2 separate regions of the Homo sapiens genome follow, and region 2 is linked to region 1. Evidence: chromatin loops called from intact Hi-C (ENCODE). Cell type or tissue: PC-9. All regions are shown on one strand. Each heading gives the region's core, and the rest is flanking DNA. Links, peaks and the distances in the headings are about the cores only.

Region 1 (16,053 bases), core at 2,566-10,565:
GACAATCTATATGAACAGCAGGCTAGGCCAGGCCCACCCCAGGTCCTTACACTGGTCCCAAACCTACACCCAGACATGAGCCATTTGGGAGTTTCCCATCCAGGGCATGGTAGGTCAGACAAACGCAACAGGCTAAGGAGCAGTGCCATGTGCTAATCAAGGCATACCAGGAGAGAGGCTAGAGTGAGCTGAGAGGTATTAGGAAGGAGATGCAAATGATCTGGGCCAGAAGAACCAGCAGACTCGGAGAGGTCATGAACTTGGAGAGGAGCAAAGACTGTGGCTGCACAGATGAGATGAGACAAAGGTCTTGCGGTTGAGTGAAATGGGAAGTGACAAAGGCACACTGAGGCTTATTACTGTGAGCACCTGGCTAGAACTTCTGCAATGAACACTTAATCTTGGTGATAGGATTTAGCTGTGTCCCCACCCAAATCTCATCTTGAATTGTAGTGCCCATAATTCCCACGTGTTTTGGGAGGGACCCAGTGGGAGATAATTGAATCATGGGGGTAATTTCCCCATACTGTTCTCATAGTAGTGAATATGTCTCATAAGATCTGAAGGTTTTGTAAGGAGAAACCGCTTTCGTTTGGTCCTCTGATTCTCCCTTCTCTGCTGTTATGTAAGATGTGTCTTTCGCCTTCTGCCATGATTGTAAGACTTCCCCAGCCATGTGGAACTGTGAGTCCATTAAACCTCTTTTTCTTTATAAATTACCCAGTCTTGGGTATGTGTTTATCAGCAACGTGAAAACAGACTAATACACTCGGTTAATAAGTACCTAGGATATTAATTTCTTTTGAATTCGGGGGATTAAAAACAAACTAGAAATACACTGTCATTATAAATCAGAGATATCACCTATATTATGTCTGCATAGAGCAAGCAGAAGCAGAGGTACGTCAGCCTCATGGTCAGCCCCATAGAGCCTATGCTGCCAGCTTCCTGGAGCTCTTCAACTCATCTCTGAGGAGGCCTTCATCACCTTGCTTTCTGCTTTCACACGGCCCTGTTGGCTTCTGGGCATTGATTTCAAACTGAACCAAAATAACTAGGCTCTACCTCTCTGGTTGGAAAGGCCAGCACCCTCTCCCTAGTTACAATAAACCAGGGGAAATATTTTCTGGAAGTTTTTAAAGTGTGTGGATTCTTAACTACTCCTATTTCTCAAGTGCTACAAAACATAAAAGGTTAGTACTATTACTGATTCTATTATTGTCTACAAATATGATTTAGTTGTAGATATGCCTGAAGGCAAAGGGATAACTAGATGCATTCTTAAGAACCCTCTGAGCCTCTGCACTTTAGAAACATTCATCAATAAGTCTTACTTTTGTTTTCAACTTTAGAATCAAACTTCTTTTTTGTGAAAGCTCTTAGGTAATGATATTTATGGCTTTCAAGAGATGGGGTGGGAGAGGGAATATATGAAATTCTGAATGTGAGACACTGATATCAAACAGCAGAAATGAAAGAACAGAGTACTATTAGCTATTTTTGTTTTTTAATGGAACTCACAGGCTTCTATATGCTCCCCAGAAATGCCTCAGAGCTGCGGTGTGGCAGGAAGCCTAAATGAGGTCTCAGAAAAGATAATGGAGCTTTAATGATGGAAATAGTAAGAAAATTAAATCTAATCATGTTCCATTAAACATGCTCTTAGCTCCCATTTTTACTAAATTATTTTATTATGAGTTTGCCTCTCTCTATTGAAATAACCTTTTACGGCAATTTGATTTGCAAGCATAAATAAGTCTCATTTATTTTCCACTATGAATCTCTGTGGGATTAATAAGAGATGGATCATCTAAAATTTTACCCATTCTGCTATCAGGAAGTAACCATTCAGAGGGATGAATACTTCGTTTTATATTTATATTTGTAAGGAAAGCATTATACTATAATTATAGTCTCACTCAACAGTAACATATTACCTGCCAGGGAGATGATGTTAGGCCAGGAAGCTCCTTCTATACCAGCCTCTCAAAAGGGCAGCCAGAATCATGCACACCTCAGGTATGGATCTGTCCTATGCTCCCAGTCACCTCACCTCCTCAGGCCATGGCCTCCTCATGCTCATCCTCCACTCCCACTCTTCGATGGACTTTTACCATGTTTGGAGTGCTTTGTTATAATTGACCAGAACTGCTTGACTATTTGCTTCTAACAGGATGCTCTTGCAAAGCCATCTAGATGTGGATCCTAGGGTATGGCATGGTGAATTGTAAACAATCATGCAATCTGTCAAAAGGTACACAAATGTGGGATGGAGCAGAGGAAGACAGAAATGGCTACAGCTCTGGTCTCTGCAGAGAACAGAAGCACCTGTCATATATGCAGACAGTGTTTTAAAGATTCTTTCCAAAACCTATTTGCTTCCAAAAAGTGTCATGATGAGAAGGCTAGAAGTCTAACTGAAATCACAATTCACTAATTAAGTGGTTCTCTGGGCCAAATCTTGATTGAGTCTATTAGAAACTGGAGGACTTAATGAGAAAAACCTCTGATTTATAAAGAATGGTATCAGTGGGAGAAGAGATTGGGAGAAGATTATACAAAGACCAGACATGAATCAATCCCTGTCTTCTAACTTTGTATTAAGATCTAAAGAGAGAAAAATAATATAAAGGATAAATTAATGAAGCAATTCTGAACTATGGATCATAACATTTAGTGAAGATATAATAACTTTTTTCTTTTGAGAAAGAGTCTCACTCTGTCACCCAAGCTGGAGTGCGGTGGTGTGCGCTCAGCTCTCTGCAACCTCCACCTCCCAAGCTCAAGTGACCCCCCTGCCTCAGCCTCCCAAGTAGCTGGTACCATAGGTGCATGCCACTATGCTCAGCTAATTAATTAATTAGTAGAGATGAGGTCTCACTATATTGCCCAGTGATCTTCAACCCCTGGGCTGAAGTGATCCTCCTTCCTTGATCTCCCAAAGTGCTGGGATTAGAGACATGAGCTACCATGCCTGGCCAAGAAATAACTATTAATATGTACATACCAAATAACACAGCAACAACTTTCATAAACAAGAGATGTGGGAAGAAATTTGCAAAAACACACTAAAAATAGGGTACTTTATTCACTTCCCTCAATCTAAGACAGATGACGCAGAAAAATTAGTAAAGATAAGATTTGAACAACATACTCAAGATATACATAATGTCAAATTCTAACTCATATAAACAGAATAACCAAGAACAATCTTCAAGTACACACAGGGAACTTATTAAAAGTAACAATAGCTAACAACCAATCTGAAGAAGAAGTAAAGAAAACATTTCCATTTACAATAGCATCAAAAAGAATAAAATATTTAGAAATAACCCTAACCAAGGAGGCAAAAGACTTGTACACAAAAAACTATAAAACACTGCCAAAATCAAAGATACAAGAAATCAAAGATACAAAGAAATGGGAAGATATCCTGTGTTCATAGATCAAAAGATGTAATATTGCTCAAATGTCCACACTACTCAAAGTGATCTACCAGATTCAATGCAATCTCTATAAAAATTCCAATGGCATGTTTTTGTAGAAATAGAAAAAAAAATCCTAAAATTCATATGAATTCTCAAAAGACCTAAAAAAGCCAAAAAATCTTGAAAAAGATGTACAAACTTCTCCAAGTTTTCTCACACTCACTGATTTCAAAACATACTACAAAACAACAGTAATCAAGACAGTACTGTACTGGCATAAACACAGACATATAAACCAATGGAACGAAACAGAGAGCCCAGAAATAAACCTGCGCATATATGGCCAATCTTTGACAAGTTGCCAAGCTCACACAATGGGAAAATGAGATACTCTTTTCAACAAATGGCACTGGGGGAAACTGGATGTCCACATGCAAACAAATGAAGTTGAACTTTTACCTTATACCATATACAAAAATAAACTCAAAATGGATTAAAGACATAAATGTAAGCTCTAAAACGATAAAACTTCTAGAAGAAAACATAGAGGAAAGCTTTGGGACATTGAATTTGGCAATGATTTCTGTTATATGACACCAAAAGCACAAGCAACAAAATAAAAAGCAGATAAATGAGACCACATCAAATTTTAAAACTTTCATTCATCAAACCAAACAATCAACAGAGAGAAAAGACAACCTATGAAATGAGAGAAAATTTGTGCAAATCGTACTTCTGATGAGGGGTTACTATCTACATTGTATAAAAAACTCCTATATTTCAATAACAACAACAAAATTAAAAATAGACAAGGACTTGAATAGACAATTCTCTAAAGATGAAATACAAATTGCCAACAAGCAGATGAAAAGATGCTCAGCATCACTAATTATAAGAGAAATGCAAATCAAAACCGCAATGATATATCAGCTCACACCTATTAGGATGGCCACTATAAAAAAAACACAAATGGTGAGGACGGGCAGAAACTGGAACCCCTGTACACTGTTAGTGGGAATGTAAAATGGTGTAACCATTATGGAAAACAGTATGGAGGTTACTCAAAACATTTAAAGTAAAGTTTTCATTTGATCTAGCAATCACACTTCTGGGTATATATCCAAAAGAATTCAAAATAGGATCTCAAAGAGAGAATTGCCCATTCATGTTCACTGCTGCATTACTCACAGTAGCTAAGATATGGAATCAACTTGAGTGTCCATCAATGAATGGCTAGGGAAAATATGTTCTATATGCACATTGGAATAATATTCTCTTTAAAAAAGAAGGAAGTGTTGTTATTTGCAACAACATGGATGAATCTCAAGGACATTATGCTAAGTGAAATAAGCCAGTCACAAAAGGAAAAATGCTGTATGATTCCATTTCATAAAGTGTGTAAAGTAGTCAAAATCCTAGAAACAGAAAGTAGACAGGTGACTGCAAAGAGATTAAGGGAGGGAAGAGGGTTGAAAACAATGTTTAACGGAAACATAGTTTCAGTTTTACAAGATGAAACAAGTTCTAGAGATTCATTGTATAACAATGTGAATATACTTAATGTTAATAAACTTCACATTTAAAAATTGTTAAAATGGTAAATTTAATGTTATGTGGTTTTTGCCACAATAGAAAGATACTAAGAAAAAAATTGGTCACAGAATATGTTAAATGACATATGAGAATGTAGTCTGTGGGAAGAACTGCAGGAAAAACTATTTTTGTTTCTTCAATATCAGAAAGAAAGAAAAAGAAGGAAAAGATGAAAAGAACTTAAAAGATGTACTATCAATGTGAATTTATTCAAATTAACTGTAAAAAATCATTTAAAAGACATTGAAAATTTGAACATTGACTGGATATTTGATAGTATTAATAAATTATTAATACTTAGGGGCAAAAAACACACCACCACCAGCCATTTATTATCTTAGTTTCTGTAGGTCAGAATTCAAGGCAGGCTCAACGGGTTCTCTACGTAGGGTCTCACAATACTAAAATCAAAGTGTCAGCTAGGCAGCACTCTTATTTAGAGGCTCCATGGAAGAATCCTCTTCTAAGCTCATCCAGATTGCTAACAGAATTCAGTTGATTGTGGTTGTAAGACTGAAGTGTCTGTTCTCTTACTGGCTGCTGGATGAAAACCACTATCAACTCCTAAAAGCCACTCTCAGGTCCTTGCTCCCTGGACCCTTCCATTCCAAACAGAATTCTCTGGCATTCATTCCTTCTCATATTTTGAGTATCTCTGATTTCCTATTCTGCAACCAACTGAAGAAACTACTTTTCTTTTAAAAGCTCATGTCATGAGGTTAGGCCCACCTGCATAATCTCCCTATCTTAAGGTCAACTAATTAGTAATTTAATTAAGTCTGCAAACTCCCTTTTGGCATGTAGTGGGGATAGAGCTCCTGGGTGACATATTAGAATTCTGACTGCCAGACTGATAAAATGCATTGAGGTTGAATTTGACTCCATGTAGATATATAGCTTTGAAATACTGAGAAAGAACTATTACCTTATAGGTAATCAGAAAAAAGCTATGAAATATTCATTTGGTACCTTAGTTCCCTCAATTCCCAGTAGCCTTTATCTACTTGATTGTAACTAGATAAAGTCACATGAAGGCAAAGGCTAAATACTATTTATCTTGGTAGTCCTAGCACCTATGACCTAGCACAATACCAGTGCTTAATAATATTACTATATGAATTGAAAACTGAAAACAGCACGATGCTCTTGTAAGTGTTGTTCATGTCACAGATAAAAGCTTTAAAATTAAATCTTTTTTAAATATCGGTTAATTAGCACTTATAATTTTTTAGCATTTAATAGAATTTCCTCCAGTTTTTAAGTTGAAGACAATTGAAAAGTGATCTTCTGTTATTTTCTTTATAACAGATGACAATATATGATGAACAAAAGATTAAAATAATAATTAGTTTAAATACAGCTTAAGTCAGGAGCACTAATTATACAAAGACACTAGAAGTTCTTTTATCCACAAGATTGCTGTTGAAATCAGGCTTTGGCCAGATTTAAGGACATCTGAGCAGACAGGCTTCAGGATGCCAGTGAAAGGTGCCACAATAGAACTGCAAACAAAAGAAGCAGGTGGTGAGGGAAAACAAAACAAAACAAAACACCACAATGAAAGGAGCAAAAAGCAGGAGAAACATAGATACATAGATTATCTGACTGACAGTACATTTCATTTAATACATGATCCTCTGTAGAATGCAATTAATATATACTTTTTGGAACCTAAAAATATGTACTTGCATACAAACTTGCCTATATAACTTGATTTTTCAAAATTACATTCAATTCAAAGATAAAACGATTATGCTTTGAATTTTCAAATTTTCACAGAAAAATTATGACAAAATCATGGTGTTTGAAGCTAAAAGAAACTATGGGACTGAGTTTACCACTCTGAACTTTTATCTATGGGCAAACTGAGGATCTGAGAAGAACAGGCAACCAAAGAGTGGCAAGAGAGGCCCAGGTCTCCTGTCTGCTAGCCATTCTAGCCTGGCTGTACATCACACAACCTCTGCATCTACCAAATAGCAGGACAAGTGCACAGACCCATTTTAATAACAAGACCTTATTCCCTAATGCATAAAGCTTATTTTATAATGTGATTTATACCAATAGACACAAATAATAATAATTTATGTTGATATATGAACTTTAAAAACACAAAAACTTAAGGTTACAGTTGACAAATTGGGCATCCAGTCATTTAAATAAATTTAGGTATGACAGTCATATATTTTAAGCCATGGTAATAAAGAAAACAAAATCAATGAAGTACTGAGGTCAATATTTTTTAAGATGGTCCTAAGACTCAATCGCTATTTCCATTTAGCAAGTTCTCATTGAGCAGTATGTGTCCAGTGCCAGCTAGTGTTGTTGATGTTCAGCCACATGGTCCCTGCCTTTTGTTATTAACATTCTGGAAGGAGAATGAGACATGTCATAAAATGGATATTCTTGGACTTCACCTTCCAGCCATGAGGGATTAAGAGGATATGCAATTACCCTACCTCTGTCAAACACTAGAAAATTAGACAAATATTAAAAAAAAAAATAACTTAGCACAGGACTATGATCTCTAAAAGAGAAAAAAATAAGTGAGGTGAACCTACCACTGACCAGGTGTTCTACTATGAGGCAGTTTTCAGACAGAGACACAGTGAGCGGGAACCTATACAGAGTCCAGCAATCTAGATTAGTTAAGGAGAAGGCAAACAGAGTTTGAGGTGGTAGAATTCCAGAGAGAAGAGAGTTACACAGAGAAAAATAACATGGGAAATCTGTACAAAGGTTCCAGTGGATTTTTGAAATCAATCTGCATATGCACAGGAAAAAACACCACAAAGGCCAGGCCAAAAAAAAAAAAAAAAAAAAATCCTAAGAAATGAGTTACTAGGTAGGAGTAAGAGAAACAATTCCCAGAGCTCACAGAAGGCCAGGGAATCACTGGAGTTCTCACCAGCCAGACCACAGAGGTCATGTTGAATATATAGTGCCTTTTGTAAAAATAATTCAGAATGGCAATGCCTTAGAAACAGAACAGCCTTACTCCTAAAATAAAGGCACTTCTAAATATGCCTTAAAAAAGCTTTAAAGCAAACCCCTAAAAAGTTAAAATAATCTAAAAGTAACTTTATTGCCTACCAGAAAAAAATCCAACACTCTTTAGAAAAATCGATATGACAGACTTAATGCAAAATATACAATGTCAGAAATGAAATATTGCTACACAAAAGAAGAAATGCAAGAATGGGACTCATAAAAAGAAAAATCAGTCAAAAAAATAAAGACCAGAAATGACAAATAGTCCAAGTTCAAACAAAAAAGCTAAAATTTCTATTATAAAGACACACAATAAGCTCAAGAGTGCAGAGGAAAATGAATAGAATGAGATAAAGAGATGTTTTAAAGAACCAAATGCAAGGTTTTTTTTGTTTTTTTTTTAAGACAGAGTTTCTCTCTGTCACCCAGGCTGGAGTACAGTGGCGCGATCTCGGCTCACTGTAACCTCCGCCTCCCGGATTCACGCCATTCTCCTGCCTCAGCCACCCAAGTAGCTGGGACTACAGGCGCCTGCCACCACGCCCAGCTAATTTTTTGTATTTTTAGTAGAGACAGGGTTTTACCCTGTTAGCCAGGATGGTCTCGCTCTCCTGACCTCATGATCCGCCTGCCTTGGCCTCCCAAAGTGCTGGGATTACAGGCATGAGCCACCGCGCCCGGCCCCCAAATGCAAGTTTTAAAAATAAAAAAGAAGGGCCTGGTGCAGTGGCTCACACCTGTAATCCCAGCACTTAGGGAGGCTGAGGCGGGTGGATCACCTGAGGCCAGGAGTTCAAGAGTAGCCTGACCAATATGGTAAAACCCCGTCTCTACTAAAAATACAAAAAAAAAAAAAAAAAAAAAAAAATTAGCCGGGCATGGTGGTGTACGCCTGTAGTTCCAGCAACTTGGGTGGCTGAGACAGGAGAATTGTTCGAACCTGGGAGGCAGAGGCTGCAGTGAGCCAAGATCACGCCACTGCACTCCAGCCTGGGCAACAGAGAGGGACTCTGTCTCAAACAAACAAACAAACAAAAAAACAAATACATCTTAAATAACAATTTCACTAGATTGGATTACCAACAAATTAGACACAACAGACAAAAAGGCCAGTGAACTTGAAGACCTCGCAATACAGTATATCCAAAACTAGGTACAGAAAGAAAAAAAAAAAAACTCTGAAAAATGAAATAAACAGAGGCTCAGTGTCTTATGGGATCATATCAAGCAGCCTAACATACATGTAATTGAGGATAAAATAGGCTAAGAGGAAAGGGGAAAAAAAGCTTTTTGAAGAAACGATGGTTGAAGAATTTTTTATTTGAAGAAAATCATAATTCCACAGATTCAAGAGCTTAATAAACCACAGATGGATAAACATTCACAAACACACATATGTACACACACACCCTCCACACACCAAGACTAATCATAATCAGATTGCTGACAATCAGAAAAGAGAGGAAAATCTTAAAAGGGGAAAAAAAAGATATTACATAGAAAAGAACAAGTATAAAAATGACAGCAGACTTATTAGTAACTGTGCAAGCCAGAAGACAATGAAAAGCAACTTTGAAGTATTAAAAGAAAAATTAACAAACTAAAAATTGTAATCAGTGAATATATCTTTCAAAGATGAAGGTGAAATAAAAACTTTTTCAGCAAACAAAAGTGGAAAGAATTCTTTACCAGTATCTCTGCATGGAAAAAAAAGAAGTGGAGGGTAGGGAAAGTTTTTCAGACAAATTTTTTTTAAAAGATGAAAGTTGAATAGAGTCTAAACGGGATGTCCAATCTTTTGGCTTCCCTGGGCCACACTGGAAGAAGAATTGTCTGGGGCCACAAATAAAATACACTACCGATAACTGATGAGCTTAAAAAAAAAAAAGCCCATGCATAAATCTCATAATGTTTTAAGAAAGTTAACGAATTTGTGTTGGGCCACATTCAAAGCTGTCCTGGGCCGCAGGTTAGACAAGCTGGATTTAGACAAAGGAATGAAGGTCTCCTAAGGCAGTTAATATGAGTAAATATTTTAACTTATTTTTATATTTAAATTTCTTTAACTGGATAAGGTTAAAATAACGTATGATCAGATTCACAACATATGTATAAGTAAAACGTGTTATGTGGTAAATATTTGGCCATAAGAATAAAGATAATTGTTCTATTTAGGCAGCCCCCACGTTGCACAGTTCATGTGAGCTATTAAAATGGTCATACCAGCTGAACTGTACAAAGCCATCTCACTAATAATAGATAAAAAATTACAATTGCTCCATAATCTTTAAAATTTGTTGTCAAGGGATGCTGGAGGATCATGACGGATGGCAGGCAGGATAGACTGCAGCTCCCAGTTGGATGGACAGAACAGCATGTGGAGTCTTGCATCCGGAACTTTTGTTCCAGAACTACTGCAGGAATATATCAGAAAAGCCGAGAGAACCCACAGACCCACTGAAGGAAGCGGACTGCTCCTGCAGGAACCGGGAGACACCCCAAATACTATGAGTGCCCAAACTGTAGAAGTGGGAAACGGGGATCATCCACCCTTGAACACACACCCTCACTGGGGAACCTGAAGGTCTAAATCACAGAAGATTCTGACTTTTACCTGGAGCTGAGTCAATTTAGAGAGCTGAGTCAATTTAGAGAGCCGAGTGAAATACAGGTGTAGAGGAAGCAGCGGGAAAAGCCCTGTGGGCTCTCTGGGTCCCCTGGGTAAACCATTTCTGCCTTGCCTCACAGGGGTCCTCGGGCGGGCTGCCTAAGGTACTGGGAAAAGGCCACAGGGAGAAAGGGTGGGAAAGGGGTGAGGGATACAAGACTACAAATTGGGTGCAGCGTATACTGCTCAGGTGATGGGTGCACCAAAATCTCACAGATCACCTGAGAACTTACTCATGTAACCAAACACCACCCGTTCCTCAATAACCTATGGAAATAAAAAAATTTTTTTAAATAACAATAAAAATAAAATTTGTTGTCAAAACATTAAAAACTCTTATCAGTTATAAATGTATAGAGAAGTAAAAAATAGCAAACCTAACACTTTAGTACACTGTAATTTAAAACAGAAACATTGAGAATTAATGTGTTTTATTTATCTGTAAAACACTTATGAAGAGTAGTTAAAATGGTGTTAACCTTCTCTTTATCATATCACTTATGATACAAAGTGAGTATCTTATCTATGCCTTGGGGAACTGCCATACTCCTAAAATTTTATCCTTTGTGCTTTCAATGTTGTGAAATATCTGTGTGTGTTCTCTTAATGTCGATTTTTTTTTAAACTGATGTCACTTCCTCTGGGACATCCTCATGCTTTCTGTCACAACCACTTTCCTCACTAATGTCAACAAGCTCACCTTCACCAAGTTCCTCTGGCTGCATAGCTAGGAATTCTAGAAAGCAGCAGGTCACCATTACCACAATCAGCTATTTCTTCCCTAACTCCCCTTATATTTAATTCAGATTTCATTTCCAGTATTATCATATTTTGTTTCTTTGCTGAACTTTTATTTTTGTTGGCCAGTCTCTCAACTATCCATTTTTGTAAAAGGTCATGTGAGTTTATCACTGAGAGACAAGAAAACACAACTACCCACTTTGCTGTCTAAACAAGAGCTGATGCAAAGTGACAAATCACTGAAAGACTTTCAAAGAAGTGATGTGATAGGTCACTGATCATGATGCGCATCTCTTTAGTGATTTGTTGATTGAAGATCTACCAGGCAAGTTTCTACATTGTACAGTTACTCACCATATACCCTACACACATGCATGCACACACACACACACATATAAACACAATGAAATCTGTAACTGAAATCTGAACCATGTTGCAGGGGAACTGGAGTTATTTAACCAAACCATGGTAACTGAAATTCACGGATGCTGGAACCACACAAAGAGATGACCGGTCTATAGTTGATAGTTATATTTACATCAGTAACTACAGAGAGAGAGATACACAGAAATATATACATTAAAATAAATGCTAACTATGCATATCTCTGGGCACAGAGTCATAGCTAATTTCCATTTTCTTCTTCAGGCTTTTCTTTATATTTTAGTTTTTATACAATGATGATCTAAATGTACCACTCGTGTAAAAAGAAAAATAGCCTGGCTGGGCACAGTGGCTCACTTCTGTAATCCCAGAACTTTGAGGGGGCTGAGGTGGGCAGATCACTTGAGCTCAGAAGCTCAGACCAGCCTGGGCAACACGGTGAAACCCTGTCTCTACAAAAAATATAAAAAACTTAGCCAGGTATCACGGCATGTATCTGTAGTCCCAGCTACCGGGGTTGGGGGAAGGGGGGCTGAGGTGGGAAGATGGATTGAGCCTGGGAGGCGGAGGTTGCAGTGAGCTGAGGGAGCACCACTGCACTCCAGCCTGGGTGACAGAGCCAGACTGTGTCGAAAGAGAGAAAAGAGAGAGAGGGGAGGGAAAGGGAAAGGAAGGCAGGTGGGCAAGCAGAGTTATTTTTAAAGGCAGTAAATTTTATAAGTTATTTCTTAGATGTTATTTCCTGGCATAGAACATATAATTTTAAATTCATGCAAACCATCAGAAAATCAAAATATGCATAGTTGCTTACTTATACACACAAGAAACAGGAAGGGCACTATGGGCTGGGCACGGCAGCTCATGTCTATAATCTCAGCACTTTGGGAGGCCAAGATGGGACGATTACTTGAGGCCAGGAGTTTGAGGCCAGCCTGAGCAACACAGTGAGACTTCCATCTCTATGAAAACATTTTTTTAATTAGCTGGGCATGGTGGCACGTGCCTACAGTTCCAGCTACTTAGGAGGCTGAGGTGGGAGGATCTCAAGCCCAGGAGTTCAAGGCAGCAGTGAGCTATGATCACACCACTGAAGTCCAGCCTGGATGACAGAATGAGACTCTATCTCTAAAAATAAAATAAAATAAAATAAAAGAAGGCCACTGTGGCTGAAGAATACAGGTGAAGGGGTGAATGGTATGAGATGGGGTGGAAGAGAGATGCGAGGGACAGAAGTGGTGCTTTATAGCCCCAGTTAGAGATTTGGATTTTCAATTGGATGTTAAGCCACTGCAGGTTTTAAGCTGAAGAGGAATATATAATTTCCATTTGTAAGAAAATCAAATCTAGCAAATCTAGCTAAATGGAACGCAAACAGCAGGGGAGATGAAAGGAGAAGCAGGGAGATGAGTCAGGCACCAGAGCAGCGCAGCTGAAACAGGATGGTGGCTTGGACTACGGTGAGAGTAATGGAGATGGAGAAAAGGAGACAAATCGAGCTATGTTTAGGAGAAGAAAGGCCGATCCCAGACTGTATTATATGGCTAGGGAGAGATATATGTCACTGAGACAGGAAAAACCTGTGGAAGAAGCAGTTTTGGTGTGTGAGAGGAAGGGCAATGAGTGCAGGATCAAAAGATCGATTTGGCTCTATAAAGTCTAAGATATTTTTAAAATACTTAGGATAGTTTTTTCAGATTAGAGATGGCACACTGATCAGAACAGATGACACACTCAAAAGGGTTTAACTGAAAATAATTTAAACAAGGGGCTCTACAGATGTGCAGGCCAGCTTCAGAGGACCTGCAAGGCGTGGTAAAGCACCCAGAGACCAGGCAGTAACCCCCTTGGGCCTGAAGTGACTTGACCTCTTCCTCTTCCTGCCCACTGATCCTGCCGCGGTCAACTTCTGGCAGAACCCAACTAGAAGCCAGTAAGCTACAGAGACCAGGTAAGATAGCTGGCTGGCCAGCCTCTCGGGGCACTGAGCAGGGTAAAAGGCACCTAGTAATCCTAGAAAAGAAGGCTAATGAAGAATTACTAATAAAAGAATATTTGAAGCTATCAGCATAGATGGATTTACTTATGCAAAGTGTGTAGTTAAAAAAGAAAAGGTGTTCCAAGACAGAGCTTTGGGGTCCTCTGAACCTTCGTGGTCAGATGCAGCTTGAGGAGTCAGCAAAGGAGACCAAGAAGTTGTACTAGGGAGGTGGGAGGGAAACTGGAGGGTGTAGTGCCACAGAAGCCAACACAGAAGAATGTCTCAACAAGTGAGGGTGGTCATTTTATTAAGAACTGTTTTCAGGCCAAGGAAGTAATAACAGAGAGTGATTAAGGGATTTGCCAATGTGATAGTCATTGGTGACATTAAAAAGTGCAATCTCAGTAAAGAAGAGAAACCAAAAAACCTACTAAGTAGCTGAGGGAATAACAAGACAAAGAAAAGACAGTGCCAAAGACAATTCTTTCAAGAAATGTAGCTGTGACACTGATCAGAGAAATGAAGGAATAGCTGCAGAGGGATGTGGGGTAAAGAGTATCCCTAGTATTTCCTAACGAGATCTAAAAAGAGAGTCAGAGAAATTAACAACAGCAGAAGACCTTACAAAGGCAAGAACAAATGGGCCCAGGAACAAGTAGATGACTTGGTTTGGCTTTGATAGAAGCAGGGATACTCTAGTCATTACATCGGGGGGATGACAAGAAAGAAAGACGGGAGTATGAGTATACTTGCCTGCATGTTGACAGGTTTGGTGTTGGAATGGAACACTTCATGTCTCAATAAAGCTTAAGGCAGCTGCACATTGGGGGCATTTGTTTTAGAGGGCAGGAATCATACACATAAAGCAGCATGAATTTCCAGCTGAGATATAGTCAGGTCATTTAAAGAGAAACCAGTTGGTATAATTGTGTATTTTTCTCCAGGAGATTTTAATTTTTCAGGTGCTGGTGAAGAATAGGAGAGTTAGGAGTTGGACTTAATAAAAGCTGTTGCTCTGGCAGATGAGTAAGATACAGGGAAGGGGTCAAGGGAATTCGGGTGTTTTCAAGGGCTTGAGATGGGCAAAATCATGGAATCCAAGCTAAGAAAGGGAAGAGAAGACATAAAGAGCTGGGAAGATAATGATAATGGCTGGGTCAATGGTCTGGACATTTCTGTGAGGGTAAAGAATTCCTGAGAGAACTGTCATGGGTGAGCTGGAAGGACAGAAGGTGGCATTCGGAGTGAGATATGTGAAATCAAGGTCATAAAGGTAGTTCAATTATGATAGATCACAAGGTCAGAGATGTGGTCCATGGAATGTGTGCATGAGGTGTGCGTAGGGGGATGGAATAGAACATTAGAAGACAGCTGAGGTACTGAGTGGCCAAAGTGCAGGATGGACCATTCATATGAAAATGAAAGTCACCAAGAAAGATGGCAGACATCATTACAGAAGGGAAGAAATTGGGCCTGATTCTAGTGTAAGGTTTCTCAATGTCAGCACTATTGACATCATGGGCCAGATAACTGTTTTGGGGGTTGCTCTGTGCACCGTACACTATTTAGTAGCATCCCTGACTTCTACGCTCTAGATATAGGTGCCATCCCACCCCAGTCTCTCTGTTGCAGCTCCCTTGGGTTGGGGTTGGTGGTCAGGACAGAGAACAGGCCACCCCTCCTGCACGCTCCCCTCTCAGGAGTCATAAGTAAAGTCCTGTGAGGACCCCTGTTTTCACACAGCACGGAGGTGACTGGGAGGGGTAGTCTCCCCACTCTGTGGTGGAGCATAATGGAAAAATCTCAAAGTAAGTCCTTGTGTGTCAACCATAGACCATCCAAAGCTAACTCTTACTTGCTCTCTCGAAGCTGGACCCTACCAAAGGATTCTCCAGGAAACAACATGGCTCAGGGAGCTTCCTTTCTCTGTGTGGACCAAGGGAGATACATTGGTGGCTTTTTTCCCTTTAGGCTCAAAACCTGCAGGGCCTTGCACAGATCAAGACACGGCAAATTTTACAGCTATCTTTTATCTCTTAAGTGAAAGTTTGCTCTGTAACATAATTCCTCTCTCTCCACCTCCGCATAGCCCATCCCAGGTTGGGTCTTTTAGGCAGATAGTCCAGGCACCTATAGAATCAAGTCCCTGGTGAAACAAACAGTGAGTTCCACAGAGGACCACCTTGTGCTGTCCTCTGGATTCACTGCGTAGGCCACAGAGAGTGAGTGTGAGTACTGACTGGCCACATAAGAAAACCCATCAGGGAAGA
Region 2 (16,053 bases), core at 3,583-11,582, 120 kb after region 1:
TGGGACTACAGGCACACACCACCATGCCCAGCTAATTTTTGTATTTTCAGTAGAGACGGGGTTTCACCATGTTGGCCAGGATGGTCTTGAACTCCTGACCTCAAGTGATCTGCCCGCCTCAGCCTCCCAAAGTGCTGGGATTACAGGCGTGATCCACCATGCCGGGCCAACGACAAGATGTGAACAAGATAACTAATAAATTACTTGATGAACATATATTGAACACTGCACGGAACAGCTGCAAAATATGTATTTTTTTTTCAAACATACAGAATATCTACAAAAAATGACCTCATAATGGGCTATAAACCAAGACTTGATGAATTTCAACATATTAAAATCATCCAGACTACATTCTCTAACTTCAAAGCAGTTAAACTAGAAATCAATATACAAAGATAAATGTATCCATGACATTTAAGTACATATATATTAATAACCCATGAGTCAATAAAGAAAAATATAAAATATTTTAACCAGAAGATTAAAACTATATATACCAAAACTTGTGGGATGATGCTAACGCAGTATTTAAACCTAATCTGAAATGTATAAATTAGAAAAGAAGAAATATGAAAAATTAACAAGCTAAATATTTACCCCAAAAAGTTAGAAAAGGAATACAAAATAGACCCAAAGAAAAAGAAAGGAAATAAAAATAATTACAACAATCAAAGAACAAAGAAACAGAAGCTATTAGCAAAATGAAACAATGGCATTCTAAGCCATGTTTTATAAATTCAAATTTCCAAATCTGTCTTAAAAAAAAACCCAAAGTAGAACTGAGCTAATTCCAACATGTCAGAAGCCACAGAATATAGTATTTAAGTGAAGGATTTAATGCGCATGCACACACACACACACACACACACACACACACACACACACACAAGTTAACTGTGTTTGAAGGGTGGGGGCAGAGGGTAGAGAAATATGTGAGGAAACAAACTGAAGAATTCAGTTCTACAATGGTATCTACGTGACCATGAAGGTGTCAAAATCAACTTTTTCTTTACTTCATAATATCTAAGTACAGTTTTTATTTCTAAATTCATTACTTTTATTCATTATTACAGGCAATTCACAACTCATGATTGACTGCTATCTAAAATTTTGCCTTTAGGGTTAGTTGTTGGAAATTTGAAAAACATTTTCACATCAAACTCTCTGCTGGGTTATGCTGTGGATGCCCACATAATTTGTTATCTAAAAGCAGTCACTATTGCTTGGGTCAAATGCTAAATGGGACAGAACACTGGAAACAGGCATGAGCTGGGGTACAAGAAACACCTCCTCCCTATACCAAATCGCCAGTGCTTCAGTGAGAGGGGCAGGGGTGGGAGATGGGAAAGTTAAGGAGGGAAGGATGGAACCATGTGTCTGCTCCACAGCAGCTTCTAGGGAAAGCCACTGCCTGGCAAAACCTGATACTGCTCCTTGCACCATAAGCTAATTGTCTTCCTAACTGGCTCCTCTTCTGGGGACCTTTCTGCAGAAAGAAAGGGACGGAGGATTTCCTTCTCCTAAAGTCAACAAGCAGCTCACCTAAGGATCCTTCTAAGACACAGTTTCCCAAATGGGAGCAATTTTGCCACCCAGAGGACATATGTCAATGTGTAGAGACAATTTTGGTTGTCATAACTGAAGGGAGACGGAGTGGGGCTACCAGCATCTACTGAGTAGAGGTCAGGGTTTCTGCTAAACATCCCAGAATGCACGGGACAGCCCCATAACAAAGAATTGTCCATCCCAAAATGCCTTTAGTGCCAAGGTTGAGAAACCTTGCACTGAAGGTTTGTACTACCAGTTGCAACAAATAATCAGGCAAGAAGAAAGTAGGCTGAGGGATAGGTGTGGACCAGGAAGGAAAGAGAATAATAAAGAAAAACGCCAAGAAAGTCAACAAAGGGAAGGGATTTCCTATGTTCATCCTGCCAGGGTAGGGGGGTTCTGAATGGTTATTTCATGTGAGGAACACATATGAGCCAAGCACTGTAAACGAGGCCTCTTTATATAAGGAATTACCAAGTAAATTTAAAAGGAGCTTTTTTCAAAAGCTGCCAGAACTGACCGTGGAGCGATAGTCTTTCAATAAAATAGGATACTGTATTATTGCTTCAAAAGCTGACAATGTGATCTTGATAAATTCTTCTGATGCTGTCAGTCCTAGAAATACAGTTAATTATTATAGGTGTTTATTTACATGTTCTAAATCATAATATCAAAGTACCTCAAACAAAGACACAAAATGTTCCAGGGTCTACTCACCTATGGCTCCATCTATGTTCGTTTCTCCTGAGTCTACAGATTTAATATGACTCTGAAAAAAAATAAATTTTTAATAAATAGAGTTTCAAAGTAACTCTGAAATAAAATATAGGTAGTTTACATTTTGCCCAAAACTGTACCTATTGTTTTTAATAACTCATAGACAGTATTAAATACTCTATACATATTATATTATTATAGTTACAAAAGTATATTAAATAATATACATAAAGTCTAAACAATAATCTCTTTTTTTTTTTGAGACAGCGTTTTGTTCTTGTTGCCCAGGCTGGAGTGCAGTGGCCCGATCTCGGCTCACCAAAACCTCTGCCTTCCAGGTTCAAGTGATTCTCCCACCTCAGCCTCCTGAGTATCTGGGATTACAGGCATGTGCCACCACGCCTGGCTAATTTTGTATTTTTAGTAGAGATGGGGTTTCTCATGTTGGTCACGCTGGTCTCAAACTCCCGACCTCAGGTGGTCCACCTGCCTCGGCCTCCCAAAGAATCATTTTTAAATATACAAATCACTATCAATGAGATTTAATGTTGGAATAAAGTCAATGTTAACATAAGCATTTACGAAAGTGAGAATAATATAACTGATACATAACCATGTCCAATAATACACCACAATTACTTGCTCGCCATATCAGAAGAGAGTTCGAATGGCACCTAACCAGGGAAAACAGTCATCTCAAAGGAAGGTCAATCAAGCTTTAGCTACCCTGAGTACAAACTGTGTCAAGATAGTAGTTTCGCTCTCAAGGCCTGTCTTCAAATTTCGCCACTGTTTTGAGTTCCTCCTAGATACCTCTTATTCCAACCCCCTTATCTGCGCTCCCATGCACCATGCTAGTGCCTCCTTTGCCGGATGACTCCCATTGCTGTTTGAGAGGAAGGCCTTAGTAGCTCGGCTGTGAGCTCTGAGGCCTCAGCTCCCCAGATGAATGAGCTTCCTGGTCTCTGGCCAAATGCTCTGGACAGAAAAGGTACTCCATGACAATGAAACAATCACTGCCATGCTAGGCAGAGCACCCATGTTACTGACAGCAAGAACGCTGCAACGGAGTTCTTGCCACTAATAAACAAAATAATATATATATATTTATATATATATTTAATATATATATTTATATATATTAAATATATATAATTAAATATATATTAAACAAAATAACATATATTATTTTATATATGGTAACAAATAGCAAATAAAACATAAGATGACCTCGGAACTAAAAAGTAACTAAGTATAAGCGATTAGCCCACAGTAGAAATTGGTCTAACATAGGCCAAGCGCAGTGGCTCACACCTGTAATCCCAGCACTTTGGGAGGCCAAGGCGGGCAGATTACTTGAGGTCAGGAGTTCGAGACCAGCCTGGCCAACACGGTGAAACCCCGTCTCAATTAAAAATACAAAAATTAGCCAGGCATGGTGGCACACGCCTGTAATCCCAGCTACTCAGGAGGCTGAGGCAGGAGAATTGCTTGAGCCCAGGAAGCGGAGGTTGTAGTGAGCCAAGATCATGCCACTGCAGTCCAGCCTGGCCGACAGAGCGAGACTCTGTCTCAAAAAAAAAAAAAAAAAAAATATGTGTGTGTGTGTGTGTGTGTGTGTGTGTGTGTGTGTGTGTATATATATATAGAGAGAGAGAGAGAATAGAATCTATGTAACATATACAAAAGAACATAGGTATGTATTTTGTGTTACAAAGAAAACCCTTAAACCCACTACTCAAGTTAAGAACTAAGACATTTCCAATTGGTTGTATAAACTCCCCCATCCCATCTGCCTACCTCACTTCCAGAGATAACCACTATCATGTATTTATCATTTTCTTGGTTTTCTTAAAATAGTTTTAACACATATACATGTGTCCCTAAATAGTATATTGTTTGTGTATTTTTGAATCTTACTGAAATTATACCAAGCTATACATAGTTCATACAAACAGAAGAGTAACCATTAAAATGCTAGAAAACATAAGACCTGAAATTGCAAAACAACTAGAGAAAAACAAAGGGGTAAACCTCCATGACATTGGTCTGGGCAATAATTTTTTTAGATCGGACCCAAACACACAAGCAACAAAAGCAAAAGTAGACAAATGGGATTACATCAACATAAAAAGCTTCTGCACCCTGAAGGAAACAACAGAGTGAAGAGACAACTTACGGAATGGGAAAAAAATATTTGTAAACCACATATCTATGAGGGGGTGAATATGCAAAATATATAAAGAACTCAACTCAATAGTAAGAAGGCAAATAACCCAATGTTTTCAAATGGTCAGGCCAGGTGAAGTGGCTCACACCTACAATCCCAGCACTGTGAGAGGCCAAATCAGGAGGATAATCTGAGGCCAGGAGTTTGAGACCAGCTTGGGCAACATAGCAAGACTGTCTCCGCAGAAAAATAAAAAATTAGCCAAGCATGGTGGCATGCACCTGTAGCCTTAGCTACTCAGAGGCTGAGGTGGAGGATCACTCGGGCCCAGGAGATCAAGGCTGCAGTGGGCTATGACGGTATCCCTGCACTCCAGCCTGGGTGACAGGGCAAGACCTTGTCTCCAAAAAAAGAAAAAAAAAAAAGTCAAAGGATTGAATAGACATTACTCGAAAGAAGATATACAAATGGTCAATAGGTATATGAAAAAATGCTCAACATCACTAACCAGGGAAAGGAAAATTAAAACTATAATGAGATATCACTTCACATCCATAAGAATGGCTATTATCAAAAAGATAAAAGATAACAAGGACCAGTGAGGATGTATAGAAAAGGGAACTCTTGCACACTGTCGGTGGGAATGTAAACTAGTACAGCCATTATGAAAAATACTATGAAAATTCTTCAAAAAAATTAAAAATATAAGTACCATATGATTAAGCAATCCAACTACTGAAATAAATACATATACATATATATATATATTTCCAAAGGAAATTAAATCAGTATGTTGAAGAAATATCTGCACTCCCATGTTCACTGCAGCTTTCTTCACAATAGTCAAGATATAGAATCAACTCAACTGTCCATCAACAGATGAACGGATTTTTTAAATGTGGCAAATATACACGATGGAATTGTTTTAAAAAGGAAATCCTGTCATTTGTGGCAACATGGATAAACCTAGAGAACATTATGTAAGTGAAAGGAGCCAGGCACAGAAAGACAAATATCATGTGGTCTCACTTACAGGTGGGAACTAAAAAAGTTGAACTCAGAAGTAGAGAAGAGATGGCAGTTACCAGGGACTGGGGGTAGGGGAAAGACATTGGTCAAAGGACACAAAATTTTGATTATATAGAGGGAATAAGGTATCAAGAGATCTAAAGTAAAGATCTGGGATTACACGCCTATAATCCCAGCTACTTGGGAGGCTGAGGAATGAGAATTGCTGGAACCCACGAAACAGAGGTTGCAGTAGGTGAGTATAGTTAATAAAGATGTAGTCCTGAAAATTGGTAATAGATTTCAAGTTTTCTCACCACAAAAACAAATATGTGAAGTAACAGATATGTTTATTAGCTCAATTTAGCCATTCCACAATGTACACATATTTCAAAACAATCTGTTGTACACAATAAATGTATACAATTCTTATTCATCAATTTAAAATTAAATTTTAAAATGTTTTTAAAAAGAATGTTTTAAAGTTATAGGAAAATACTTAAATGCAACCTATGTTTTTTAAAGGTAGAATACAAATCTATGGATACAGAAGGTCTCAACCATATTTATTTGTGTATGTCACATACATGTTATAGATACATAAACAATTGTTTCTACAATACAAATGCATCTATATGAATGGAAAACGTAAGAAAACAACAATATGTTAACAATGGTTGTCTCCTAGTGTAGAGTTACAGATAATTTTATTTTCTTCAAATTTCACTACACTTTTCCACATTTTCTTTAATAAGCATGAATTATAATTTAAATAAATAAGCATAAATTACCTTTAAAATAAGAAAAAAAAACTTAAAGACATTTATTGTCTAGGTTATAAAGAAAATCAGAAAGCCTATAAAATGCAAGCCCTTTAAAAAGTGAAAACAGAGGACATCTTCAATTCTTTTTTGGTCTACAAATAAACAAAATGGACTTTAAAATGGAGTTTGTTTGGTTTTGTTTTGTTTTTTGAGACAGAGTCTCGCTCTGTCACCAGGCTGGAGTGCACTGGCATGATCTCGGTTCACTGCAACCTCCGCCTCCCGGGTTCAAGAGATTTGCTTGCCTCAGCCTTCCAAGTAGCTGGGACTACAGGCGCGCGCCACCACGCCCAGTTAATTTTTGTACTTTTAGTAGAGATGGGGTTTCACCATGTTGGCCAGGATGGTCTCAATCTCCTGACCTCATAATCTGCCTGCCTCGGACTCCCAAAGTGCTGGAATTACAGGCGTGAGCCACCATGCCTGGCCGAGTTAATTTTTAAAAGCAGCAATGTATGCTTTTCATGATAATTTTATTAAAATTATTTCACATAATTCCAAAATGGACACATAACTTTTATCGAATAAAATATAAATTTGATGTTGAATAAGAAACTCAGAGAGAGAGATCTTTTGACTTAAACACATGTACGTAAATGTCTACGGATTACTAAGTAAAGAAGACACAGAGTAGTGTACGTAACAACAATCCCTTCTGTGTAATTCTCTTAAAAATATACACATAATACACAAATGCTGGTGATGTGAACAATAATTTTTGTGGAAGAGATCACAGGAAAGGACAAGCACTGCTTCCTTTGGGAACCTGAGGAGGTATGCTTCACTGCCTTTTCTGCCTTTCTCTTCCCTTGCGACTTTTTAACCACTCACATGTACTGTCTTTTTCACATATATATATATAAATAAAGCTTGTCTAAATGCTGAAATTATTATTAATTATTTATTATGAAGAATTATGGGCTTATTTTATTTCCTACCTTATACTTCCCCTATTTAATTTTTTAAAAATTCCCACAAATTTTTCATTCATTTACCAATTTCAATATTTTTTGATATATTTCTTCCTTCTCATTCTCAGTGTAATAGGGAGTAATGAGGTGAGAGTGAGGACGGGGTAGTAGGCATTGGAGATTCAAGGAGAAAGGAACATATAGTCATTGGCTGATGTGAATTTTAAGAGAGACCTGTCATTTGCACTGTTTCCCCCTCCCCTGCCCCCAGCCATATTTAGCCACTCAAAGCAGGGCTAGGGTAGGTGGAGACTTAAATTTAACTAGCATTAAGATTTGTCAGAGAACCGGACGTGGTGGCTCATGCCTATAATCCCAGCACTTTGGGAGGCTGAGGCAGGCGGATCACTTGAGGTCAGGAGTTTGAGACCAGCATGGCCAACATGGTGAAACCCCATCTCTACAAAAACTACAAAAATTAGCCATGAGTGGTGGCACACGCCTGTAATCCCAGCTACTTGGGAGGCTGAGGAATGAGAATTGCTGGAACCCACGAAACAGAGGTTGCAGTGAGCCGAGATCGCTCCGCTGCACAAGCCTGGGAGACACAGGGAGACTCTTGTCTCAAAAAAAAAAAAAAAAAGATTGTGACTAATGCTGGACCAGGCATTCTAGGTGGAGTAAAGAGAAAGTGAAAAAGCAGAGCCCTGGCAGGGCAGGATGGTGAGCAGAAAGCAGGTAGGAACAATTAAGTCTCACAGGAGCTGAAGGGTTGTGGGAGTTGGGGAGGAGAGGAAATGAGCTGAAAATCAGGGGTGGTGGGCCGACAAGCGGATGCTGACAGTAAGGTCAAGTGTTTGACCATGGGAGCAGGCAGCTGATGGGAAGACAGACAAGCTCTTGGGGAGAGAAGCAGCCAGGGAGCTGCAAGGCTGAGGCACTGGAAGGATCCTTCAGAGGGATATCAAATTCCCCACCAATGATGCAAGAGAGGCAAGGAGAGGCTCTTGGTGAGCCAAGTGCTAAAGGAATGCTGAGGAACAAAGGCCAATGACCCAGAAATCTGCAGATGACCACAACACAGGGGGTGACACAATATCTTCTCATGGTGCAAACTTCAAAGATGGGAGTTTCAGCAGGGGAGCAAAAAAGACCACCCACCCTGAGCTAGGTCTGCTGGCTAGGGGGTGTGAAGCAGTGTGTGCCAGCGCTCTCAATATCATTCAGTGATCCCCAACAGGGGCTGAAAAAAAGCTCCTACAGCAAACTGGGATACAAATTCATGATATGTTAAAGGAAAAAAGACAAGAATATCTAGGTGGCAACAAATAAGTAAATATATACTATCATGTTTTCAAAAATACAAGAGTGCACTAGCTCTGGCTTTTCTGCAGCTGAAGCCAATATCTATCAATAAACCAGCATTCCTGTACATAAAAATCTACAGAGGGCAGGAAGTATAACCTTTCATAGTTATTTTTTGTAGAAAACTATAACCACCACAAGCCATCATACTTTCATAAACTAATGAGGCCAGAACTTAAACACAACAAAGTCTGCTTCCTCTGATCATTAATCAAATGCATTTTCAAAAGGACATAGGAAATATAGTGAATGTTAGGTTAATACACATCATGAGCTCTTGAAAATATTTCCTTAATTTACTACTTCCTGTTTCCCAGCCCAATTCAATGGAGGACCAAAAGAAGCATGGTATTCACCACAGAACTTCCCCAGAGACTAGACTGCTGAAACCTGGAGAGGGAGCTGAGTAAGACAACAGGCTGCTTCTGCCAATAAGAAGTGAAAATAGCAATTATCAGCTGGGTAGTCCTCTTTTTCCAGGAGTGTTTCAAAGCTTGATAATGGTTTAAAATTACTCTGCTGAATTGTTTCCAAATGCTAGTCTCTTTAAAATATAAGGTGACCAAAACTTCATTTTCCTTGGGGGAAAAAAATTTACAAAAAATTAATTCTTGTATTTATGCCTCCATATATAAGAAGTATCCTGAATTTTTGTACCAAAAAAACAAAAAATGTCTGTAGGTCAAATAGGCAAACCATGCCCTAGTGCCATTATAAAAATGAAGTCAATGGGAAGCACAGTTCCAATCCCCGCTTCTCCAGTCTGCTCCTTAAGAACCCTTCTAATGCACAGAGATCACACTAACCCTGGCTGCTATCTCCACACCCACCCCAAGGCAGGCCAGCAGCTCATGAAGAGCTGCCTCAGGGGAAGCCAAGAAGTTCTTGGCTTGCTGCTACTGGATACAGCTTCTAAAAGTGGACTAAGCTTGAATATCCCAATTAAATCATATCTTTAAAATATGAAAGGACAATATGCCTGCCATAAGACAATAGCTACTGCATGAGATACATTTTGAGAAATACTGAAAATAATATTTATCTCCAGATGTACCAGTAAGTCTTTCAAAACACAATGCTGGGAGAGGTGGCTCATGCCTATAATCCCAGCACTTTGGGAGGCCAAGGTGGGTGGATTACTTGAGTCCAGGAGTTCAAGACCAGCTCAGGAAAGATGGTGAAACCTCATCTCTTCGAAAAATTTTTAAAAATTAGCCAGGCATGGTGGCACACACCTATAGTTCCAGCTACATCTGAGGCTGAGGAGGTAGGATTGCTTGCGCCTGGGAGGCGGAGGTTGCAGTGAGCCTGATTGTGCCACTGCACTCCAGCCTGGGTGACAGAGCAAGACCCTGTCTCGAAAAAAGAAAAAAAGCAAAAAAACAAGCAAAAAAAAAAATCCACAATGCTAAGTATGTAAATATGAATGGACTACTTCCCTATGTCACCAGAACCAAATAAGCACTATGCTCCGGACAATTTCACATAATTGTTCTGTGGATTGGGCTACAGAACGTTCATAACTATGCATCCCCACCACTACCACCAAAAAAAAGAAAAAAAAAAGCCCTCTCAAATAGTTTAGGAAGCCTTTGCCTAAAAAAAAATTAAAAATTATTTTAAAGCAGAAAACTCAAAGGGCTTTAATATGCTAATTTGCAATGTACATTTCTAAGGGTCTGTAGAATGTTGGATGAGTAGACTAGACCTCATAGCAGCAGTAAGGCACTGTAACTTGAGTAACATTTTTGCTATCTTCTGGAAAAATTATGAATTCATAGAAGCAACATTCAACTCTCAACAATTCACAATAATGTGCACAAGAACTGTATGGATAACTAAATCCAGGTCCTGAATTTTAGTCAATAATTCTCTCCCTTTGCTAGTATTTCATCAGTGCCATTAACACTGAGTATACAAAAGGTGAACACACAGTTAAGGCCAACAAACAAACACAATAAGAAAAATAATTCAAGAATTCTGGGACTGGGCATGATTCAAACTACGAAAATAGACTGAAGAGAGGCAAAAGACTTTCATTTTATTTCCCTAAACTTCCTCTAATTGGGTGATACCATCAAGAAAAAAACTGCTAAAATTTTTTCAGTATCTTAATGATCTCTACACCAGCCAAGTTATTTTCCATTTCCTAAAGGTGCCTATATTGAAAAGACCCAACAGAATACCCATAGAAAAGTCTTTATGGACACACTCAGTGTGGCCTCCTCCCTTGTCTCTGAACACAGAATTACAAGGAGCAGACGAGTTCTCCCCAATATACATAGAATTTCTGAAAGTCCAAAAAGACTTTTCTGTTGGAAAATCTTGGTAATTCTTTAAAAACCTAAAGCATACTCAGTTAATGTAGGCAGAAGAAAATACTACACATGAAAAAAAAAGACAGGGAGAAAGAACACAAGACAATTATACCTATCCCAAACAAACACTGTGCCAAAATAATCCAAGGTGGGTTACCATAAAAAAATTACTAATTTCAGGCATCAATATGCCAACGCAATGGAATTGTAAATAGAAAAATCATAGTCATGTTAAAATGATGCCTATGCTGTACTTAAAAACAGGTAAAAAGATGGTGGTAAATAAAAATTCTCATAATTTGCAAATTCATAAATGTGGTACCAAAATTATAGACTTTCTGGAATTCAAGATTCAAAGTACTCAAATGATAAAAATCTGAAATTGAGCACAAAGGGACCTTTACTGCATTGCTTCCTAAAAATCAGCAACAGTCACTCAACATTTATACTTATAAACATCATACTTCACCCTATGATGAACTTTCTAGAAAACCATATCCTCACTTGTTGTGGCAATCTTTTTTTAAAAAAATTCCAAACTAACAATAAAATTGAGATGCTGACCTCATTTTAACTAGTTACCTCTATGGCATTTTGAAAATCTCTGTTCAGTTTATTATTAATATCAAAGTAAGACTGGAGAAGCTCTGTGACAAATGTTTTAGCTTTCCCTCTGTATTTCCCTCCTCATTTTATCAACCATATATACTGTAACTACTACTAGCAAGGGAAAAAGATAACATAATTCATGAGCTAAACAAAAAGAATTTTTGTGAGCAAAAACAGAAGTGAAAGATAATGCAATAACTTTTCATTTCTACTTGTATCCTCAAAATTAAAGAAAAAGCTAAACTGAGCTTAACATAGAGAAATGCCATCATAAGAAGAGACACTGTGGGGGCTGGGTCAGGAGAATCGCTTGAACCCAGGAGGCGGAGGTTGCAGTGAGCCAAGATCGCACCACTGCACTCCAGCCTGGGCAACAGAGCGAGACTCTGTCTTTAAAAAAAAAAAAGAAACTGCACATGATTGGACAATATAAGCCGAAGTAAATAATAATGATACTATATTCCCAGCATTCCATTTTCACCAGTTTTATTATATTTTTTCATGATGTTTAATACCAAAATCTATGAAAGTGTTTCTGTGGACATATTTACCCTATTTGGGCTGTCTCTGAACAAAATACATTATCAGGAGAGAATGTGTTTTCTCCAAATGTCAAATTTTATTACAGTCAACAGATAAAAATATTAAAAGGTCACTTCCCTAGAGACAAATAAATACCAACAGGATTTTTAAATTACCTCATTCTGACATCAAATTCTACAAACAGTAGAGGAAGTCACAATTTTATTAGAAACAAGGAAAATTTCGTGTTACTCACAAGAATAGTTCCATAGCTGAAAAGAAACTCTTCTGTCACAACTTGAGGTCGAAATACCTGTGTGATGAGAGTTTCTACAGATTAAATTCTGGAAGCTATGTACAACGTTAGCTCAATAAAAAAAAAATGTTTTGAGTTGAGGATTCTCAGCTCCAGTTTACAAAGAGAAGAGGCAAATTTATATCCTTTTCCTCCTCAATACAATAGTACCTGTGAAGTTACGAGGTGAAGCACTACAGGCATCAGGGGGAGACACAACTTCAGCTGTTTCACTTGAACTGTTGATGGGTGTTTACGTCCAGAAACATTAGCCAAGGAGTTAAGAATGTCACCTGTGAAGCACAGCCCAGAGCATATGTGGAGGTTAAAAACCACAAATACTTAGGAGCCACTGGTCATTGCTTGAATACCCATGGGACTTCTAAGGTAATTAATCTCCAAATAAAATAAGCAGATATACTTATTCACAAGTACTGAAATTACAACAGACACTTATGGCCTCCGGGGACAGAATGTGATATTCTGCAAAGACACTATAAATAAACTTAACGTCTCATTTGGAAATGAAAAATAAAATTTAATAAATTATTATAATAGAGTAATAGCTTTAGAATTTTTTTTTTGTATTTTCCAAATTTCAATCATGAGCACTTGTTGCTTTTGCAAACAAGAAAAAATATTTAAAATAATAAATGGGCCAGGCGCAGTGGCTCATGCCTGTAATCCTAGCACTTTGGGAGGCCGAGGTGGGCAGATCACGAGGTCAGGAGATCGAGACCATCCTGGCCAAAATAGTGAAACCCCATCTCTAATAAAAACACAAAAATTAGCCTGGGCATGATGGTGTGCGCCTGTAGTCCCAGCTACTTGGGAGGCTGAGGCAGGAGAATCACTTGAATCTGGGAGGTGAAGGTTGCAGTGAGCTGAGATAGTGCCACTGCACTCCAGCCTGGGCGACAGAGCAAGACTCTGTCTCACAAAATAATAATAATAATAATAATAATAATAATAATAATAATAAGTGAACGAATTACAGAACACGACTTACAACTATCAAAAAAAAGAGAATAGGTTGGAGGTAAAAAGAGGTCAATTCCCAAAACTTCTCATTGGATGATAAATCTAACAATAAATAAAACTTGCTTTGTGGACATCAGAATCTTATCGCCATACCCTAAAACAGGATAAGTCCGGTAATAAAGAATTTAGCTACCAACTGACCAAATTATAGCCTTCAGGTTTGAGGTAAAAAAGCTTACAATCCGAAATAAATTTTGAGAGGCTCTATTTTCAGTCATCAACAGGCAAAAATAATCTCCTAAAGCATCAGTAAGGGGCAAAAAAGTTGCTGTCAGTTAGCCTTGAAGACATTTTCATTACTTTGATTTAATGTTCTGAATTCCTGAAACTAAGTACCCTCTACTATAATAGCTTGGATCAAATTTAACATTCTAAACATTTCTGGTTTATAGCTACATCTGCTGGAAAAGCATGGAATGGGATTTAAGCTACACATACATGCTCCCAAGGTTATTTTAATTTCTGCAAATAACAATGAAATAAGGTATTTCTTTAGCTGTAATAAACATCCTTTGCAAATCATTATTAGATGTTTTATCTTAAGATAAATTTTTCAAACCAAAGAAAGTTTCAAACTTTGAACTTTAAATGAATATCAAAATTCCTTAATATCACATTTTAATATTCAAAATTAAAATCCATGCATTTTTATTCTCATTTATTGTGGGAGTTAAAAAATGATTATATGGCAGTAGAAAATGGAAAGACAGATAACAAAGGCTGAGAAGGGTGAATGGATGTGGAGGGATGAGGAAAAAAAGTGGGTCAAAGGGTATGAACATACAGTAAAATAGAAGAAATAAATTCAGTGTTTGATAGCAGAGCAGGGTGATTATAGTTAACAAAAATGTATTATAGGTGGGTGACGGACACCCTAAATACCCTGGCTTGATCACTATGCATTTTATACATATAACAAAATTTCTCATATACCCAATACATTTGTATAAATAAAAGAAAATCTTGTTTCAGCAAGGGAAAAAAAATAAATAAAATCTATTCAAAGTTTTTTTAACAATAAATAAATTTGTGCTCTAATTTCAAGAGAAAATTCTTTTCTTCTGATTTAGGCAAAAAAAAACTTACGAAAAGTTACCCCCAAATACTAGCATAAGTCCAATTTTAAGCAATTAAACCGCTTTTCTTTTGTATATTTTCTAAAATGGCCAGTTTACCTCGGATCACACCTTAATGTGGCATTGTCTCATCATGCCTCATCATGTCATTGATGCAAAATAATTACAAAAACAGATAAAGCAAATTTAAATCTTGAAACTACATATTCGTTAAAAAGTGTCTGCATTTGCCTTCAAGAACAGACAAGTAAGAATAAAAAAGAACTGATGCCTAAAAGCCAAGTCTTAGAAACGTAAAAGCAGAAATGGGGCCTGAGGATGAGACTCCAATTTACCCAGGATTCGTGGCAGCTCCTGCACAATGTGACAGATGAGAAGATCCAGGCATTTGGACAGGTATTCATTGCCACTTTGCTGCTCCTTGCCTGGAGTGGTCTTTCTGCTGTCTCTCTCGATGTACATCACCAGTCTACATACAGGAAAGTGCAAAGATTACCTCTCATGATAAAACACTTGATAGCATCTATCCAAAAATGCCGCCAAGGCAAGTGTTTCCAGAGGGCACCCTCCCAATCATATTGACGTTTAGATTTGTAGCAACTTGTCGGGCACAATTTTTGCCTCAGAAAACTCAAAACATCTATAAAGAAAGAAAATAAAGCAACTTCAGATCTCTCTGCTAATATCCTGATTCCATTTGCCTTGGCGAATGGAAACGAACAATATTCTCCAGGTGATAAATGAAAGACAAAGAGATGTCTGGACAGAAGAGGGCTCTTTATGTTTCAAAGGTTCAAAGTAAAGCCACAAGTTAACTGCATATTTGTTTATCATTAGTATTCAATTTGCTTGGGACCCTAGATAATTCACATGAATTTCAATTGTCTCATCCAAAGAAAATGTTTCATTTTAACACTGGGTTATACAGATGGCAGACAATATCTAAATATCTGGCTTTTACGTGTCTCTTTATCTACTAGTTTTATGATACCTGCCTTTTAAAGCTAACTTATTTCTTCTTTCAAACTACTGGCATTCTTTAAACATTCATTTCTGAACCAACCACTTCCAACCCGGAACTAGGGAGTCTACTGGACCATCACCTTAGACATTTAAGGTGTTACTACAAACTTTTAGGTCCTCTCCACATTTTCTCCCCTTTGCTGGACCTACTAGTCATTTTCTCAAGTTCCCATTCCCCCCAACTCCCTACAGGGCAACAAGTCCACTGATTTCACCATGCAAAAGGCCCTGTAAGGCAGTCTCCCTGGTTACCATCATCCATCTATCCATTTCTGTTATTCTCACCCATCCACCCAACTTTTACTTCTCAGGAAGAACTTCCAACCAATTTCCATTGTAAATTGGAGTTTTATACATAATATACATATATACATAAAATGTATTGAAATCTTGATACTTAGCATTTATGTGGCTCTCTCAATAGACTTATGCATGCATTTGCGTTTCCATGTATTACTATTTGCACCCCATCACGTGAGGATGAACCCAAATCAGGAAGTTAGCCTTGATTCTGTATCAGTTAGCATCTTCTGTTCTAGTCAACAATTATGTGGCTAGAGCCATAATCACTGTTCAACCTACTTGTTCTTCAATCACCTTCAATCTGGCTTTCTCTCTCATCA

What was found. A loop is a pair of places that touch in the nucleus more often than their neighbours do. Peaks named below come from ENCODE experiments on the same cell type or tissue, not always from the same donor. Only the 100,000 strongest peaks of a DNase experiment are listed, where the experiment ranks them.
Region 2: it touches region 1 in a loop (3-fold over the local background); 1 of 110 quality-filtered maps calls a loop at or near these places.

The regions. Positions count from the first base shown.
Region 1 is chr3:41,581,607-41,597,659 of GRCh38, forward strand. All of the region lies in intron 31 of ULK4 (unc-51 like kinase 4), which reads right to left. Among named protein-coding and RNA genes, the nearest start is that of ULK4, 370 kb to the right of the region's middle. In PC-9, for the core only: no CTCF peak of the experiment used is centred there; no DNase peak of the experiment used is centred there.
Region 2 is chr3:41,702,986-41,719,038 of GRCh38, forward strand. It overlaps ULK4 (unc-51 like kinase 4), which reads right to left. Exons shown (of 37, transcript NM_017886.4): 23 at 14,743-14,876; 24 at 12,462-12,583; 25 at 12,252-12,308; 26 at 2,269-2,320; 27 at 2,072-2,166. Among named protein-coding and RNA genes, the nearest start is that of ULK4, 250 kb to the right of the region's middle. RefSeq lists an enhancer at 8,032-8,641. In PC-9, for the core only: no CTCF peak of the experiment used is centred there; a DNase peak (open chromatin) is centred at 8,166; H3K27ac peaks cover 1,039 bases.